2 separate regions of the Homo sapiens genome follow, and region 2 is linked to region 1. The links are chromatin contacts, found by Hi-C in ENCODE. All regions are on one chromosome and are shown on one strand. The core of a region is the stretch at or near the end of the contact, and the rest is flanking DNA. Distances in the headings are between cores, read along the strand shown.

Region 1 (6,213 bases), core at 3,335-5,834:
TTCCAGCCATCTGCTTCCTTTAGTCTGTGCACCTCAGTAGTTACAGGGATTCTCAGGTGATGAGTCTGTGACATCCATGGTACCAACAGCTGAGATCTCGTATATTGCACATCCCCCAAATCACAGCTATTCATTTAAACTGCTCTAGATTAGCTGTTGGAACAGATAAGAATCTCCAAACCCATCCTCAGTATTGGAGAAGATGGGTAGGGAGGGGTCAAGGGAGTTTTGTCTTCCGAGTTCACAGACCTTGCTGGCAGCTCTGCCACCAAGGGCGGCGTCCTTCCCATCATTCCTTCTCTTCCAATCCTGGACTCTTATTTTCTCCAAATCTCTCCTTTCTTCACTCCTGATGTAAGTGCAGGACATTTTATTTTGTTCACTTATAACCTCAGTGCTAGTTGGATACCTAAATGATTCTTTGTTGAATTTATTGACTGTGTGTACATGTGTATTCCATAAGAGGATGAGAGTGTGTGGGAGCATATATGAGTGTGTGTGGGGTGTGTGTGTGTGAGCATGTGCAATTGGGTGGGTGTGTCTGTGCAATGAGTGTGTGGAGTGTGTGTGCATGAGAGTGTGTTGCATTTGAGTGCGTGTGTTCGTATGGTGTGTGTATGTGTTATGTGAGCATGTGTGGTGAGTTTGTGGTGCGGTGTGTGTGTGTGTGGTGTGCGTGTATGTGTAGTGTTAGAGTGTGTGACGAATGTGTATATGTGTGAGTGTGTGTGGTGAGTGTGTATGTGTATGTGGTATGAGTGTGTGTGGTGCGTGTGTATGTGGGGTGTGTGTATGTATGTACTTGTGGTGTGTGTGTGGTGTGTATATGGTGTGAGTATGAGTGTGGTTTGGGTCTGTGAGCATGTGCAATTGAGTGTAGTGTGTATGTGCAATGAGTATGTGTGTTAGTGTGTATACATGAGTGTGTCGCATTTGAGTGCATGTGTATGTGTAATGTGAGTGTGGTAGTGTATGTGTGGTGTGAGTGTATGTGTGGTGTGAATGTGGGCATGTGTGGTGTGTGTGTGGCGTGTGTGAGTGTGTGTATATGTATGTGTGGTGTGAATGTGTGTATGGTGTGTGTGGTATGTGTGGTGTGTATGTGTGGTGTGAATGTGTGTGGTGTGTGTGTGTATGTGTGGTGTGTGTGTTTGTGGTAAGTGTATGTGTATGTGTGATGTATATACGCACAGGGTGTGTGTGGTGAGTGTATGTGTGGTCTGTGTGGTGTATGTGTGGTGTGTGTGTGTGGGGAGTGTGTGTATGTATGTGTGGTGAGTTTATGTGTATGTGTGGCACGTATATGTGTGGTGTGTGTATGTGTGGTGTGTGGTGGGTTTGTATGTGTGTGATGTGTATGTGTGGTATGAGGGTGTGTGGTGTGTATGTGTGGTGTGAATGTATGTGGGTGTGTGGTATGTGAATGTGTGTAGGTTTGTCTGCATGTGTATGTCTGTACACATGTGAATGGGTGTGATGTGTCAGTGTGAGTGTGTGGTGTATGTGTGGTATGAGTATGTGTGATGTGTGTCTGTATAGGTGGTGTGAATGTATGTGGTGTGTGTGGTATATGAATGTGTGTAGAGTGTGTCTGCATGTGTAGGTCTGTACACATGTGAATGGGTGTGATGTGTCAGTGTGAGTGTGGATGGTGTGTATGTGTGGTGTGAGTGTGTACGTGTGGTGTGAATGTGTGTGGTGTGTCTGGTATGTGAATGTGTGTGGAGTGTGTCTGCATGTGTATGTGTGTACATGTGTGAATGAATGTGATGTGTCAGTGTGTATGTGTGGTGTGAATGTGTGTGGTGAGTGTTGTGTGTGTGTAGAGTGTGCGTGTGTCTGTCCACGTGTGAATGGGTGTGATGTGTTGGTGTGAGTGTGTGTGCATGTGCACATGCATGTCGGGAAGCACGGGGTTTGTATCCTGTGAAAGAGGAAGAATGCCATGTAGATTTAATAAGATCAGAGGATGAAAAATAATGAGAAAACTAGGATCTAGAGACATCAATGATGAAAATGAATGCTCGCCCTAAAGCACAGCTGTGGACTGAGCTCCCTGGGCCACTGCACTTGCTCCAGGATTTAACTGCAGCTGTATACTCAGAAGAGGCTGTGGCTACCAATTCAAACCAGGCATAGGTGCAGGGAGCAAGCATAGTGCCACGGATGGAACAGGGAGCCGTTGCTTTGCATGCAAAGTAAGATAGAGCCAATTTGGATCTTATTATTTACATTTTACTTTTTGTTGCTGTTGTTGTTGAGACAGGGTCTCATTCTGTTGGCCAGGTTGCAGTGCAGTGGTACAATCACAGCTCACAGCAGCCTCGACCTCCGGGGCTCCAGTGATCAGCCTCCCCAGTAGTTGAGACTACAGGTGCGCACCACTATGCCTGGCTAATTTTCACTTTTTTTTTTTTTTTTTTGTAGAGACAGGGTCTCACCATGTTGTCCAGGATGGTCTCCAGCTCCTGGACTCAAGTGATCTGCCTGTCTCGGCTTCTCAAAGTGCTGGGATTACAGGCATGAGCCACTGTGCCTGGCCTACATTTTACATTTTTAATTCCTTTAGAGTTCCCTTCTTCAAGTTGCTTATTTTATGCTATTCACTCTGTTAGAAGATAAATAGTAAATAAACTATATTGAAGTTTTGGAGTAGAATATTAAGAACCATGCCTAAATTGAGCTTTGGGGATTACTGCTGAATTTAAATGATCTGGGATGCCTTTGTTTCCTATTCGGATGGATAATTTACAGATATATGGTGTTGCTTGGTTTCCAGGGAATATTACATATTATAATCTACTGGGAACATTAGACATTTTTCTTTCTAATTAAAAAAAAATTCTATATTATGGCCATTATTAATAAAATTTTTATACAAAAATGCAAGCTATTCCTCTTTTCCATTTTCCACTAGAGTCTCCATTGCTTTCTTGACTTTTTAAAAAAATACTTTAAGTCTGATGGAGAGTAGAGTAACATGGCCCAGAATTAAGCTTATAATTAAGTAAAACATAAATAATAAGATCCAAATTGGCTCCATCATATTTTGCATGTGACACAACCACTCCCTGTTCCATCTATGTAGTAAACTTACTGTCCCACTACGATCACTGCTCTGTGACATAATAAAATAAAGTGGGCTGGGCACGGTGGCTCATGCCTGTAATCCCAGCCCTTTGGGAGGCTGAGGTGGGCAGACCAATTGAGGTCAAGAGTTTGAGACCAGCCTGGCCAACATGGGAAAACACCGTCTCTATTAAAAAAAAAAAAAAAAAAAAATATATATATATATATATATATAATGTATATACACAAAAAATAGCCGGGCATGGTGGCGGGCACCTGTAATCCCAGCTACTCAGGAGGCTGAGGCAGGAGAATCACTCGAACCTGGGAGGGGGAGGTTGCAATGAACCAAGATCATGCCATTGCACTCCAGCAATGTTGCTGGGCAACAACAGCAAAACTCCATTTCAATAAATAATAATACTAACGTGAACACTTAGCTAATTTAAGAAGTTTTTTGTTTGTTTGCTTGTTTTATTGGTAAGTTTCTGGAATGTAGGCTTGGGTTCCCCATAACAGTAATCACATGGCTACTAGATTAGTAATGTCCTATAGTTAGATAGGCCCCCAAATACATAAGGTAATGTTCACATCCAATTTATGAGACTGCGAATTAATTCAGGCCGAGTTACAAAAATTGCTTAATCACGTGTACAATGCCTGGTGGTCTCTTGTTATAAAATGATGTTGACTTTTTACTAAATAAGACAACAGGCTGAATTATGCTCTTGGAACCATGTGATAAATCTAAAACATTATTTTACAATATGTGCAGTTATTGCATATCTAATATCCTGTGCAGGTTACACAAGGTATAGGAAAGAGAATACATGTATGATGTATGCCCATAACGTGCTATTGATCTTAGTTGTATTTTATTATAATGCTGGAGCATTTGTCTGAAAAAGTGCAAGGACAGCCAGGCGCTGTGGCTCATGCCTATAATCCCAGCGCTTTGGGAGGCTGAGGCGGGTGGATCACCTGAGGTTGGGAGTGTGAGACCAGCCTGACCAACACGAAGAAACCCCGTCTCTACTAAAAATAAAAATAAAATAAAATAAAATAAAAATTAGCTGGGCATGGTGGCACATGCCTGCAATCCCAGCTACTCGAGAGGCTGAGGCAGGAGAATCGCTTGAACCCGGGTGGCGGAGGTTGCGGTGAGTCGAGATGGCGCCACTGTACTCCAGCCCGGGCAGCAAGAGCAAAACTCCATCTCAAAAAAAAAAAAAAAAAAAAAAAAGTGCAAGGACTCCACAAGTTTCCACTTTAAAAACTGTGGCACTTCTTCTCATTTTAGATCTCTTTAATGTGTCTCCACTGAAGCAAAAATGAATTGATCGAATACAAAGAAAACTGTAAACAATCATATTTGGTAAGGGTTTTAATATGGTTACAAAGAATTTTTTCTTTTCTGAGAATCAGATGCTTTCAGACCACTACAAATTGTCTTGACCACAAGAGATTTCCTGTTCTCTTTTATAAAACTCTGGTCAACAATTAGTATAGCTCAATAGCATAAAAGGGATCTGAAACTGCAGTGGAACTCAGCTGAGCTTCTCCTTTGGTGGTAGGATTTCATAAGGAGCCTATCTATTGTCCAGAGATCAGGCATTTGGAAATAAAAACTGTCCTGAAATGATGCATGCAGGCCTGTGTTTATAGTTTCAGGTCCATGAGATTCAGACATCCTCCCTTGCAGCCCTGTCACTTTCTGGTTTCTTGTAGCCTGCAGTGGATGGTCTTGGAGGTTTCGTTACAGCCACCAATCTGCTGGCTATACTGGCTACAGAAGACTTCCTTCCAAGCACATCAGGACTATCTCTCAATTGGCCAAAGGTCACTGTAAAAGTCTAAAAAAGGGCTGCTTATCCTATCTTGGGGCTGAGAAAAGCTTCCTCTGACAGTATTGTAGCTTCCCCCTGTTCAAAAAGGAGGACAAAATGATGGTGTTTAAAGTAATCAATCAGTCTAAGCTTGGGGAGTTATAAGCCTCACAATAAGAACTATTAACTAAAACTTTGTGATTAATGACCCTCAGCATGTGTTTAAAAGTGATTTTAACCTAAATTTCTCAGACATCGATATTGTCTTTTATTCTATTAGAGAATGTCCTTAGATTACATTAGTTTCTTGAAAAACATCTTTTACCACATTCAGAAGAGTATTGTTGTGATTTTATTTTACTTATTGTTTAAATATATGAGAATATTACTTTAGTACCTGACTTGTGCTTTAAAGGGAAGGCCCTTCTTGTTTTGCTGGGGTTGAACTGTATGGCAAATATACAAATAATGAACAGTTGTCTATTACTTGATAGCAGTCATTCCAGCCAAGTTAAGCATGAAGACACAGTGTTGTAGTATTTAGGTATATAGTAGTGATAGAATCCTATAAGAAGAACTTCAAGGTGTTTTACTCTTGGATTGACAAACTACTGAGCCAGTCATTTCACTTCTTTTTTGTGACTTATTTTCCAGGCTCCAAAACATGTCTCATCTCCTCTAAAGAGGTGAGGACCAAACATTCTACATATGGGAAGATGTGAGCATTAATAGAAACGAGGTGCTCCAACAATATAAAGACACCTACTGCACCAGGACCTCCCCCTGGCAAAGACTCTGAGGTCTGTGGTCTGAGTTTACCATCCAAGAAAGCCCAGTGAAGAGGGTTGCCTGCTGCGAGGCCTGCAGACATGGTCTAGGGAAGAGAAATGGACTGAAGAGCGGCCCAGCACTGCCAGCTCTCACCGGCTCCATCCCACCTGGCTGCCCGCATTTCTCCTTCAGGGCCAGCCTCATTCCTGCACAGGGCCTTTGCCCATGCTCCTCTGCCTCTCCAAAAGTCTTTTTCTTTCCTCATTCTTTAGAAATCTCAGGTTTTGTATAGGTGCCAGCTCCTTTTCAAAAGCTTTCTAATTCATCCAACACACATTTTTCTTCCCTGAATGCTGTTATTTACTCTCTGTAGCACACATGAAGTCTGCAGCTTACCCATAGAATATTTTAGGCCGAAAGGTTATGCTGCTGATGAATTCAGCCGGTCATTTTACCTGTGTGTTTTATTGTTTATAAGCAAGCCACATTACATCTGCTTTGGGGGTAAAATATAACAACTGTAAAATAAGTTTTGCCATGTTCCTTA
Region 2 (6,121 bases), core at 3,563-6,062, 1.8 Mb after region 1:
AAAGTGCTGGGATGACAGCGTGAGCCACCACGCCCAGCCAATCCTATACTATTTTTACCATGCATTTTAGAAGTACTAAAGTAGTCATTATCTTTGATTTGTTTCTTCAACAGTTGACTCATCTGCTAGATCTTTACTGGTCATTGACTGCTTGTGAAACCCAGCAATCCACCAGCATTACTTTCATTGACTTTATGAAATGCTGCATCTTTCACAAAAGGTGTATTTCCACACTGAATAAAACTGGATGAAGGATCACTGGTATTAAGTATAAAGAGATAATAAGCAAGGGCAGAGTTTAGAAGTGCTTAGTTCATTAGTGAATATTTTTGTGTCTTCTGCTTCCCTACTAAAACCTTATAATTGCAGGAACTCAAATAATGAAGATCACTCTCTTGCCACCATTCCATATGGTAGGATTCGGTTTCATCAACCCACTAGCATGCCTTCATGAAACCATAGAGCCAGCTGTCGAGAGCAGCTCAAAACAAGAATGATCACAGAATTAACACCTAAAAGCAAATGGTATAATAAAAAACATCATTAAAAGTTTACTCAGCCAACATAATTTTCCAGGAAGTTAGTAAAATCAAGTTAAAAAAAAAAAAGGCAATGAAGGTCAAAGCAAACTCACATTTACCTGATTAGTGCCAAATGTTTCTACTACAGGTTTTGCATGTCACCAGAAAAAAGGCCTGATATGTAGGTGTTAGAGCAGAATAGTATCTAGCCTACAGGAAGATTAAAGGATTAAAATGAACTAATACTCTACTTCCTAAAACATACAGACTTCTACACAGTGCCAGTCAAATGGCAGCCAAGTGTTATCAGCAAGGCTAAATTTGGATCACATAACCTAAAAACCACTTAAGATAAAAAGAGTGCTGAAATAAGCGCAAGCCATAATAAGGGCCAATGAGAGAATGGGTCACGTCAGGTGACATGGTTTCCAAAATAAAAAAAGGCCAACTCAAAATACAAAAGAACTGGGATAAATTCTTGATAGCTGGAATGTTTGGTGGAGGCTTAAAATGAGCACCTTACACCCCACCCCCAACAAAAGGGCCCTTAGCCATTCTTTATAGAATTGAGATCCTGCTTTAAAGAAACCAGAGCACACATGTCTTGCAAGGAATGCATTAATGATCATAACCTGGGTGGCCAAGCATCCAGACAGGCCTGGAACTAGGACTGAACTCTGGTGGCAATACGCAAAGGGCCTGGTTTGACCAATGGGTATCTCAGAAGCTAGTGCAGCCTGCCGCTGTGGCAAGACTAAAAAAGAAACCTTTTGGAGCCACCCCTAAAATAAGCCTCGGTGATGCTGGTAATGAATGTATGAAAATCTAGGGTAGAGGTGGCTTTAGTTCATTATCTAAGAGGTCTCAGCTGATTGGCACTATCAAACTCAAAGGCATGAGGAGTAACACGTCACACAGAAGAAGTCCATGTCCCTCTAGAATAAAACTTAGTAACATGGTGAGTGGTCCAGGCACACACACTGACATTCCCAGGCTTTCATCATACTTTGAATGAAATTCAAGCAACTTCCCATGGCCTATGAAGCCCTGTGAGACCCTAGCTTACTACCCCAATCACACCTTCTACCCCATCCCTGCTGCTCCAGATGCACCGGAACATAGGATCGTTCCCAGCATAGGATTCTGCATCTGCTGCTTCTACTGGGACACTCTTCACCAGCACACAGCCTCGCCCCATAAGTCTCTCCCTTACTTCACTCAGATGTTTGCTCAGTCACTGCCTCCTTTCTGGCTACCCTTATCAAAAATGGCCCACCCTACCCATTCTTCTCTATCCCTTTACACTATTTCATTGGTTATCATTTGTTTCTTCCCTTGGAATAATAAAAACTCCACGAACACAGAAACCTACTATCTGTCTGATTCACCACATAGTCTCTGTTTTCCAAAAATGTGTCTAGGCACATAGCAAATCTCAACAAGGAATGAGATTTGGAATAAATGAATGGACATATACTTGTTGCATTGATACAAATATATTTTATAAAGTAATGAAATATTAAAATAATAAGCAAATAATCATCAATAAGACTAAAATAAACCAAACCAAAGCCAAAGGGCTAATCAAAAATTTGAATGTTTGTGTGCTAAATATTGTACCAACAGCAGCTTAGTAAACCACCCTGAACTCTCCTCTGTACCTGCTGACCTTAAAATTCATGTGAAACTAGGTTCTGGCTGTTACTAAACCAATCTAAATGCCATCAAAAGTTCTCCAAAATCTTGTAGTGGCGCTATCTCGGCTCGCTGCAACCCCCACCTCCTGGGCTCAAGCAATTCTCCTGCCTCAGCCTCCGGAGTAGCTGGGACTATAGGCGCCCCCCACCACGCCCGGCTAATTTTTGTATTTTTAGTAGAAACAGGGTTTCACCATGTTGGTCAGGCTGGTCTCGAACTCCTGACCTCACGATCTGCCTGCCTCGGCCTCCCAAAGTGCTGGGATTACAGGCGTGAGCCACCGCACCCAGCGAATCCTTCTTTAAAGTAACCAGAGCTCACTGAGGCAAGACAGATGGTGCCTTCAGTGACCCATTCTCTAACAACAATGTTGTAACACTTGTCTGCAAAATAGGAACTCATGTTCAATATGTTTTATGTAACTATATTCAATATATTGCAATATTGTTTATGCAACTGAAGAGACCATCAGAACCTAGAAACTAGTAATAGGATTCTCCCAACTCAATACTCCCACTATCACCGAATCACTCTGTGACCATATATTCTTAAAGCACGGAATACATGCCAAAGATGAAAATCCACTAAGCAGAGTCAAAAAAGAGTTATGAACAGATGATGAAACTGAAGACAACTAAGGCCATCAGCCTTGCCCTGCCAAAGATGGTCACTGGCAGTGCAGTACACATGGACACTGAACTCAGGACAGTCCAGGTTCAAATAATCAGTGACCGGCAAGGAAACAGAAGCTGCTGCAAGACTGCCCGGAGTGTCTTCAGAAAGCAATTAGATCTATGGAAGACTAGACCAAGGCAATGCAGGCCTGCAGCACCCCAAGGAACCACAGAGCCATTTCGAGGCTGTCCTTCCAGCCAACCAGACATGGATGGAAGATCTAGACATGCAGATGTTGTTTTAGGTTTCCGACGCGTTTCATGGGAGGCTTAGAAACTTAACTTTCACTTGAAAAGCAACAACTTATCAACCCATCATTATAACCTCAAAGTTGTTTAACAAAGCTATTGTTTTAGTAGGAATGAGGCAGATAACAGGGAAGGACTACTCTTGTCGTTATCTCTAGAAAACTTTCTATTTATGACTCCAGAAAAACAGGTGCATATAAAAATTAGTCATAAGCCAATGGAATGGAGTCTTCCAACTTTTCTGAATTTATCGGTCCATTCACTGATCACAAGTATACATTCATCTTAGTTGAGACATATCAGCCATTGATCGCCTTACTGCCATATAAAGTATGGCCGTTCAAGTCTTACAAAATGTAGCCTCCCAGTTTCACTGCTCTCCTGTCTGGTAAGCAGTGGAGGCACTAGGAAATCTACTCCTCTCCCAGAAAGGATATAGGAGGTTGAAAAAAAAAGAGCAGTAATAAAGTCCTAGCAGTCATGAATGCATTTTGAAAACTTTATGACTAGGGTTGACTATGTCATAGATACAGGCAATTGATTACCAGTGTTCAGAAAGTATTTTCAAGCAGGGCTAATAATCAAACACTCCACATATGAAAGAGAAAACTTCATTTAACAAGCTACCTTTTAAAGCCTTTAATTATTCTAATAAATTATGATTTTCCCCTCAAACATGTGTGAATTGCTGAATGGCATCTTGCCCAATAGAATTTTTCAAAAGAAACTTCAAAAACAATAAAACTAAATATGAGTGTGGTCTACTTAGCTTCTTTGATAAATTTAGTATGATACATTGTTCATAAACTCCTCCACCCTGCCTAATTTTTCCTAAGAGTACTTACCACTATCTGAATTAACTTGATCTGTTTAGTGCCTATTTCTCCCTCTAGAACATAAGCTCAGAAGTGTGGAAACGAAGTCTTATTCCTAGCCCTATTCCCAGCAAATAGTAAAGCCAAAATAGTGAATGGCTTTACAAATATTTGAGGATCAAATGAATGAACAATGACATCTATAACATACAGTCTTTGGACACATATATATGTGAATATGCAACATATATGTACAACATGTTGTATATAAAGATACAAAACAGACAAAGCATTTTACACATGTACAACCTGATGTAGTATAGCATGGGAGAAAACATTAACCTGGAGATAGAATATCAGGGTTTTTATTTTTGTTTTTGTTTGCTAACTCTACCATGTAACAGCTGTATCATCTTAACCAAGTTACTTACACTGTATGGTCCTGAGTCTATTTGTCTGTAGAAAGAACATTCTGAGCTTTATTATCTTTAGGGATACTTTTAACTCGAATATTTTTCTCAATAAACTGGACTCTTTGGAAGGCTGAGGTGGGAGGATCTCTTGAGCACAAGAGTTTGGGGTAAGCTATGATGATGCCACAGCACTCCAGCCTGGGCATCAGAGTGAGACCCTCTCTCTTTAAAGTTCATGTATATATATATAACTTTTGGAGCATGAGAACTAGCTAGATCCTGTCACTGTCAGTGACGGAAGAACGTTGGTAGTGTGGGCTGTGTTGTTTGTGATTTTAAAGGTTACCCTATTTTTATGGGAGGGAGTGGTATATGTAAATATGAGCACATTCTTGGTCCTGACTGTGTTTATCAAGGTCAGAAGGTGTTGGGGAAGGATGACGGTGATAGGGCATGGCATGGCTGCTGAGGAGTTTATAGCTGGGTCCCCTTTCCTGTTCCCAAGCACATGGTATCAGCCGGCTGTCCGGTGGCTCAGTAGGCTCACTGTGTTCCAAAATTACTTCAGAGCATTCGGCTCCACCACTCAAGGAAAAGCAAAATAGAAAATGAGGAGAGGAACAAAGGAGTAGGTTGGAGGAAGGGTGAAATTCATAGGACAGTTTTACAGAGAGCCATGAACCACAGTTAGTTACTGATTTATAATTACCCAGAGGCCAGGAGTTAGAATTTTAGTAGTTTCGTTATTTTGCTTTCCTTACAGCATGGATTATGTAAATTGTTGTATATATGTCTCTTGAATATATATAATACATATTTAAACATACATATAATATACTTAAACATCTATATATATGTTTATATACATATATAAATCCATCTCTTTAAGATGCTCATGCCTTCTGCCTGGCACAGCACACAGCACTGGATCTCTCTGTCAAAGAGTGCTGAGACTCAAGAGTAGAGTCAAGAATTCTACAGAAGAAAACATTCAGCACTCCCCAGTCATACTTTTATTTTCAAGTTTTTATATATAATTAAATCCACAGGAACTATAAAATGCATGTACCTAGCTCCTTTTAAAGTTTAATAAATATATTTCAGCCATTAATCCTGATTTATACTTACAGCTTGTAACATAATTTAGCCCACATGTAGAACTTTGCTTTTTCTATGCCAAGCTAATAAATGCAACCCAGTTTCCTAGAATTTAACAGTACACCATACTCATACTTCATAAAATAAATATCTGAACAAGAGACTCAACACTGTTGTATCTTTTCAGGCACTCAATCTTGATATACTCTTACAGCCAAGAAATCTAGGAAGCTGGCTGAGTTCAAAAAATATTTTTAATAAGGAAGGAACAAAAACCAAAAGCACCCCTATGTTCTAAGGGTGAAAGGGGCGTTGGTGGGATATAACTCAAACCATGACAAACTCTGTGTATGAGAGGCAATTCACAGCTTACAATTTTACTTTCATATGTTATTTCATTTGATCCACAAAACAACATTATAAGACAGACTGGGGCAATATTACTATCTCCAATTTTGTGAACCAGAAAATCAGGTCAAGGAATGACAGTTCCCAGGAGGTGGCAGAATCGGGAATAAAATTCACATCTCCTCTTTTCTTGTCCATGATGGTTCTATACTTTCATTTGATCTTTCACTTATAATAGTCAACCTAGTCTTGCACTAAAACAAATACAGAATCAATACTATCCACACACAATAGATATAGCTAAT

Evidence for each region. Hi-C counts contacts between places; a loop is a spot of excess contacts on that map. Pooled maps may share reads with other maps.
Region 2: a pooled map shows a loop between it and region 1 (4-fold over the local background). The contact joins two enhancer-like sites. A Hi-C loop is called at or near these places in 2 of 37 single-sample maps with no recorded cell type and 2 of 50 pooled maps.

Annotation. Positions count from the first base shown.
Region 1 is chr2:224,917,832-224,924,044 of GRCh38, forward strand. All of the region lies in intron 2 of DOCK10 (dedicator of cytokinesis 10), which reads right to left. Among named protein-coding and RNA genes, the nearest start is that of MIR4439, 90 kb to the right of the region's middle. Within about 2 kb of position 4,585, at least 7 of the 41 ENCODE cell types and tissues checked have a DNase peak (open chromatin) inside an H3K27ac peak, as active enhancers do.
Region 2 is chr2:226,766,424-226,772,544 of GRCh38, forward strand. All of the region lies in intron 1 of IRS1 (insulin receptor substrate 1), which reads right to left. Among named protein-coding and RNA genes, the nearest start is that of IRS1, 30 kb to the right of the region's middle. Within about 2 kb of position 4,813, at least 8 of the 41 ENCODE cell types and tissues checked have a DNase peak (open chromatin) inside an H3K27ac peak, as active enhancers do.